Linked DNA regions of Homo sapiens: region 2 is linked to region 1. Evidence: chromatin loops called from intact Hi-C (ENCODE). Cell type or tissue: dorsolateral prefrontal cortex. All regions are shown on one strand. Links, peaks and the distances in the headings refer to the core of each region. The heading gives the core; the rest is flanking DNA.

The links. A loop is a pair of places that touch in the nucleus more often than their neighbours do. Peaks named below come from ENCODE experiments on the same cell type or tissue, not always from the same donor. Only the 100,000 strongest peaks of a DNase experiment are listed, where the experiment ranks them.
Region 2: a loop joins it to region 1, with 2.6 times the contacts of the local background. A loop is called at or near these places in 12 of 110 quality-filtered maps.

What each region holds. Positions count from the first base shown.
Region 1 is chr1:61,048,476-61,051,384 of GRCh38, forward strand. No RefSeq gene overlaps it. Among named protein-coding and RNA genes, the nearest start is that of NFIA, 33 kb to the right of the region's middle. In dorsolateral prefrontal cortex, for the core only: CTCF peaks have their summits at 1,587 (motif pointing right) and 1,792; DNase peaks (open chromatin) are centred at 1,576 and 2,246; H3K4me3 peaks cover 1,684 bases; H3K27ac peaks cover 2,231 bases.
Region 2 is chr1:61,273,650-61,276,558 of GRCh38, forward strand. The region is part of intron 2 of NFIA (nuclear factor I A); the gene reads left to right. Among named protein-coding and RNA genes, the nearest start is that of NFIA-AS1, 22 kb to the left of the region's middle. In dorsolateral prefrontal cortex, for the core only: a CTCF peak has its summit at 1,556; a DNase peak (open chromatin) is centred at 1,508; H3K4me3 peaks cover 2,500 bases; H3K27ac peaks cover 2,500 bases.

The DNA.
Region 1 (2,909 bases), core at 281-2,780:
CCTCAGCCTCCCAGGCTCAAGCCATCCTTCCATCTTGGCTGTCGAAGTAGTTAGGATTACAGGCATGGGCCACCACGCCCAGCTTTTTTTTTTTTTTTTTTTTTTTTTTTTTTGTAGAAATGGGTTTCTCTGTGTTGCTCAGGCTGGTCTCCAGCCTCTGGGCTCAAGTGACCCGCGCACCTCCCAAACACTGGGATTACAGGCTTGAGCCACCACATAGCCATTGTCTTTTTTTTTTTTTTTTTTTTCTCTGAGACAGAGTCTCACTCTGTTGCCCAGGCTGGAGCGCAGTGGTGTGATCTCGGCTCACTGCAGCCTCCACCTCCCAGGTTCAAGTGATTCTCCTGCTTGACTACTGAGAAGCTGGGATTACAGATGTACCACCACGCCCAAGTAATTTTTATATTTTTATTAGAGATGGGGTTTCGCCATGTTGGCCAGGCTGGTCTCGAACTCCTGACCTCGGGTGATCCGCCCACCTCGGCCTCCCAAAGAGCTGGGATTACAGATGTGAGCCACAGCACCCGGCCTACAGCCGTTGTCTATGAGGAGATAAGCTAGTTATCAAAACTCCCCATAACCCATCCTGTTTCCTACTCAAACACTGAAACCTCTTAGCTCTCTCCCACTTCCTCTAAGGCCCTAATCTTCAAGGAACAGAAAGAAGCTAAACAGTCTTACAAGTTAGATTTCTTAGAATAAAAGATGGGTTTTCACATTAGAAATAGGTGAAAGTTGGCTGGGTGCGGTGGCTCAGGCCTGTAATCCCAGTAATCCAAGCACTTTGGGAGGTCGAGGCGGGCAGATCACCTGAGATCAGGAGATTGAGACCAGCCTGGCCAACATGGTGAAACGCTGTCTCTACTAAAAAATACAAAAAATTAGTCGGGCATGGTGGCGCGTGTCTGTAGTTCCAGCTACTCAGGAGGCTGAGGCAGGAGAATTGTTTGAGCCAGGGAGGCAGAGGTTGCAGTGAGCCGTGACCGCGCTATTGCACTCCAGCCTGGGAAACAGAGAGAGATTCCGACTCAAAATAAATAAATAAATAATTAAAAACTATTTTTAAAAAAGAAATAGGTGAAAATTCCTTAGAAGGCACCTACAGCTTCTTACCTACATCATCTCATTAAATTCTCACAATGACTCTATCAGACAGGTACCACTATTCCCTCTTTTGAGGGATGAGGAAACAGAGACTCAGGGAGATAAAGTAACTTGCCCAAGGTTACACAGCTATTCTCAAGGAAACGTAGTGCATCCCATGAAAATAGCCTGGAGTCGAGATACTGGAGTCAAAGTGCAGCCAAAATTGTCAGGGTGCAACCTGCCTGTCCAATCAGAGCTGCTACTTCTTTGATACTGGAATCCCCCAATTCCTGAAATTAACACCCAGTTCTCCACTCCCCAAAAGCACACGCTGAGTGCCCTCAGGGCTCTTGCTGTTGCCAACGGACCTATAACTCGGTACAGGCTCAGGCAGCTGAGAGGAGGCTGTGGACACAACAGGCCTTGCTAGGCTTGCTGGGACGGGGCCACATTACTTTGCAGGCGCGTCTTTCTCCTGCCTGCTATCTAGAGCTCGCCTGTAGGTGGCGCCCTGCTTCGCTCAGGGGAATTTGGAGGGCGAGGACACGGGTCACCAGCTGCCTCCCCTGAAGGCCAATTTAAGTTGTCCCCTGGCTTGAACTGAGCGCAGGAACCTCGGTGATGGGGACATGCCCCCCTCCCCGCGCGCTCTTCCTCTCCCAGCCCCCCTGCCCTCCCCTCTCCAGGGGCTGGCGGGCCCGCGCTTCCTCCGAGGTCGGGCTACGCGGCGCGATCTCCAAGCGCTGGGGCCGAGCTTGGCGCTCCGGGGCGGCGCTTCGGTCCCCGACCCTCGGGCCGGCCCGCTGGCCCCCACTCCGCTTCCTCCCGGCACCCGCTTCGCCGGCAGCTGTAGCGGAGGTGGAGGGATGGGGGACTGTGACCCCCGTGAGTGCCGGCGGGGCGGGGCAGCTTTAAAAACTTCTGAAAGGCCTGGTTCAAAGCCTCAAAGGATAGAACTTGGGCCGGAAGGCGGTTTCCACGGAGGGGCCTAAAAGGGGGCTGGGGGTGCACCTGCAGGGCCAGGAGCTGCGGCTTGGGAAGGGGGGCCCGGTCACCGCGAGCGCCGCAGTCCCCGCCCCGCACTCGCCGCCCCTTGGAGCCGCCGCGGCCCCGCCCGGGCCCTGCGCTTTCATCCTCCCCACGGGACAGCGGCCGCGCGGGGCGGGGGCGGCTCTGGCCGGCGCGCTCCCGGCGGGGTCTTCCTTCCCTCCGGCCCCTCCCTGGGAACCCGAGATTTCGCCGCAGAGCTGAACTCCCAGATTTTAACCCCAACCCCCCCGGGCGGGAGGCCGCGGAGAACCGGGAGTCGCGACCGAGGAAGCGTCCCCAGTCACCTCCTAGCCCCCCACACAGAGCCCCGGGGAGGGTGAGGAGGAGGAAGAGCGGGAGGAAGACCCGCGCCGGTGGGTGGGGGCAGGGAGGGGGCGTCCGGGGTCGCAGGGCGGCGCTCCGGAGAGTGGCCCCGGCGGCGTCCGGAGTCGCTGCGGCCGCCGTGCCACCTCGGGCAGGTGGGGGGGGGAATGCGCGGCCGCCGCCAACCAGGGTCGCTCCGCCGTAGACGCCGAGCAGACGCGGTCCGGCGCTCGGCCGGAGAGCCGGCTAAGGGGCTTTTCATTAGCACCGCATTAGGAGGACACTCATCCTCCAGAGTCCTTCCCGTGGAAGCTCTTGAGTGAATTAGGTAAATGATTTGCTCCATTTGTAGTTTCTGAAGATATTTTCTCAGATCTTCAATCGAGCGCTTTAGCCGGGGAGCATATCTGTGGGGGCCTCCTTCCCACTACCTAGGGTCTCACTCGGTGACAATTGCTGAGTCAGTGAGG
Region 2 (2,909 bases), core at 285-2,784, 230 kb after region 1:
GGAAAGTACCGGGGATAAGAGAAGAGTAGGAAGGAACTCCTTTCTTTAGAAGCTGACATTCTCAGATGGTTTGAACTCACCTTACTACAGCATAATATTAATCACACTGTAAGAGATACATTTGCAATGAAAGAGGGACTGGAGAGGACAAAGTGTTTAATTCTAGGTGAAAGGGAAGATTTAGCAATATTCTATCTTTGTTTATTGCCTAAAGAACATAAAATACATGGAAGGGATATTTATATTTTTGCCTCACTCATTTTACCATACTAACATGTTTTTGTCATTCCTCACCTTCCCCAAAGGAATACTGAAGTTTCATTCTGAAGGGGAGTAGACCTGAGGTTTGAGGAGCCGAATATGTGTACATGTAGCAAATCCAGTACAAGGTTTCCGTTCTTGCATTGTACAAGCGTTTGGAAGCAGAGACAAATATGTAGGCATCAGGATTTATTTTATTCCTTTCCCTAGTGATTACGTTGACAGTGAACTATCTTTGTCTGAGTACTCCAGCAATATAGCTGTAGGCGCCATAAAACTGCATAGGTGGATGGCTACCAGTTCAATTAAGAGTTCTTAACCTAGCCTCCCATATGCAAACCCTGTCTATTTTAGGTTTAAATTTCTGCTCATAAATTTTTTAAAAATCCAAAGAAACATTGCTTTTCAAGGTTAGGTTGAAGTCTAAGTTTCCTTAAACAAAAAGCAAATCCCTAGATAGGGAAAAAAAATTGATAACCCTAATGTACTTCCTTACAAGAGCATTTCCAACCCCATCCTTTAAACACAGTGTAAGTAAAATTCTCTTCATTGTAATATACAGATCTTCTGGCTTTCAACCAGTAAGCCAGAGAAACTCACTGGTATGGGAGACTCAGATACAAGAAGAACATCCAGTTCTATGCAGTTGGGTTTGTTTTCTGAGGTTCCTAATTATTTAAGGTGGTAGAAATCAATCAACCACGTGATATTTGTCCGAAAGAGTAAGACACAAAGTTACCTTGGCTTCTGACAGGTGTCTATGGAGTATATAAAGGAGAAAAGTGAATTAATTGTTAACCTTCTTGATAGTGTTTTAATGCAAATGTTTGAGAAAGAGATCTTTCATTTGTATCAATTATACCTGGGTAGAAATTAATTTATAATTTTGGTCATCTGGTTGGCTCCACACTTAACAGCATCAGTGACCTTTTGCAATACCAGAAAGAGTGTCCATGCATCCTCAGCAGAGAATAGCACTAAGACTGGGTAGTTTTGCTCCTTCTTGGCTGAAAAAGAAAATGGTATTGAACGGCCGAGGGTAGAAAATAATTATTGAAGTTTTGAGATCATATGCATTTTCTTGTAGATCTTTGGCTTTGCTTGCCCCTTAGCAGGATGGTGCATTTTAGTATGCAGTCCTCAGATGGATAGCGGTGTCTCCAGCTTTTGAATAAAACTAGAAAAATTAAATTCCGTTTTCAGTTTGGCTGGATGCCTTCTCCAGTGTTTGTATCTGAGCTTTCACGAGAATGCGGCGGCCCCTTGCAGACCAACTCTGAGCATTTTCTTGCCACTCACTCCTTTGCTGTTGGTTTGCTTATTTTTCTGTGGCTTGGAATTTTAAACTTTCTTTGGACATACCTAATATTCATCTTTTATTGTTGTTCATGTTTTCTATTATTATGCTATGTATCTGTAAAGGTAGGTGACAAATTTAAACAAAAAGTGAAAAGAAGAAAGAAGTCTGCTTTCAGATTAAATAAAAAAAATTTAGGGTCTTTCCTGATCCCTTTTTGCTTTAATATTCATGGATAAATATCGGAAAAGTAATTGGCTATTGTATATCTAATAATTGAGATAAAACTATTTTCCATTTATTCATAGAGAAGTGATTAATTATAAAGATATTACACATAGAAGTAGTACATGGATAGAGATGTATGTTTGCTAGTATTATTCCAAAGAAAATATTATGTTTGGCAAAATTTTATGTATCTGTTTCGGGACATGATCAAGAATTTTAATTTTCCCTAAAACAAAATTAGATATTTTGCTTTCATTTTAGTTATAGAAATTAATGGTTTAAGATTTTCCAGAACAAAAACAATGGAGGCATGTCTTTCTCCTAAAATACATTGAATTACTACTCAAAATATTTAATGTGTAATTTCTAATGGCAAAATTATAGGCTTGTTTCCTAGAAGAAAAAGAAGGTAGTCATGCTGTATTTTTTAATTGTTTGTGATATATATAATATTAATTTATGTAGTTAAAATTTTAAATATGGGTCAATGTAAATTTGTTTGCATTTCTAATTTTTAGTCTAGGTTTTGTATTTTTGTAGTTTATTCTGAAGGATTTCTTTAAAGGTTTTTGGCATATAATAATACATTTTGTTTGTGTCTTCTCTGTGGCAATTGTTACAGAACGATAAAAGCTGTCACTTTGCCAGACTCAAATAAAAATTCACTTTTTAGCATCTTCTGTTATTTAAACCTTTGAATCAACATAGAATTTTTGCTATAGTCACCAGGTTAAGATTATCTGAAAATTTTAAAATGGATATTTTTTGCTATAGCACTTTCTTATAAGTAAAATCTTCGTTTGCTTAAAAGCAGGGAGTCTTTTAAAGTAATAAATTAGCATTTCTAGACCTAAGGTCACTAGTAGTGCCACTTCTTTCTGCAGCATCTCCAAGAAAGAGAAGGGTGATGCTATAACTCAGTTGCTATAGAAGTAATATTTTCTGTTTAATCACAGTTAAGTGTCATGACCTTTTGACCTTACATTAAACTTGCAGAAATGTGGTTAAATTTCAGGCAGCTAATTCAAAACCTGTGAAGTCAAGTTGAAGTTAGGATGCAAGCTCTCCGCAGATACAGAGGTTTTGTTGAAAAAAAATTTTTGTGTTTGCTTTTGAACAATGT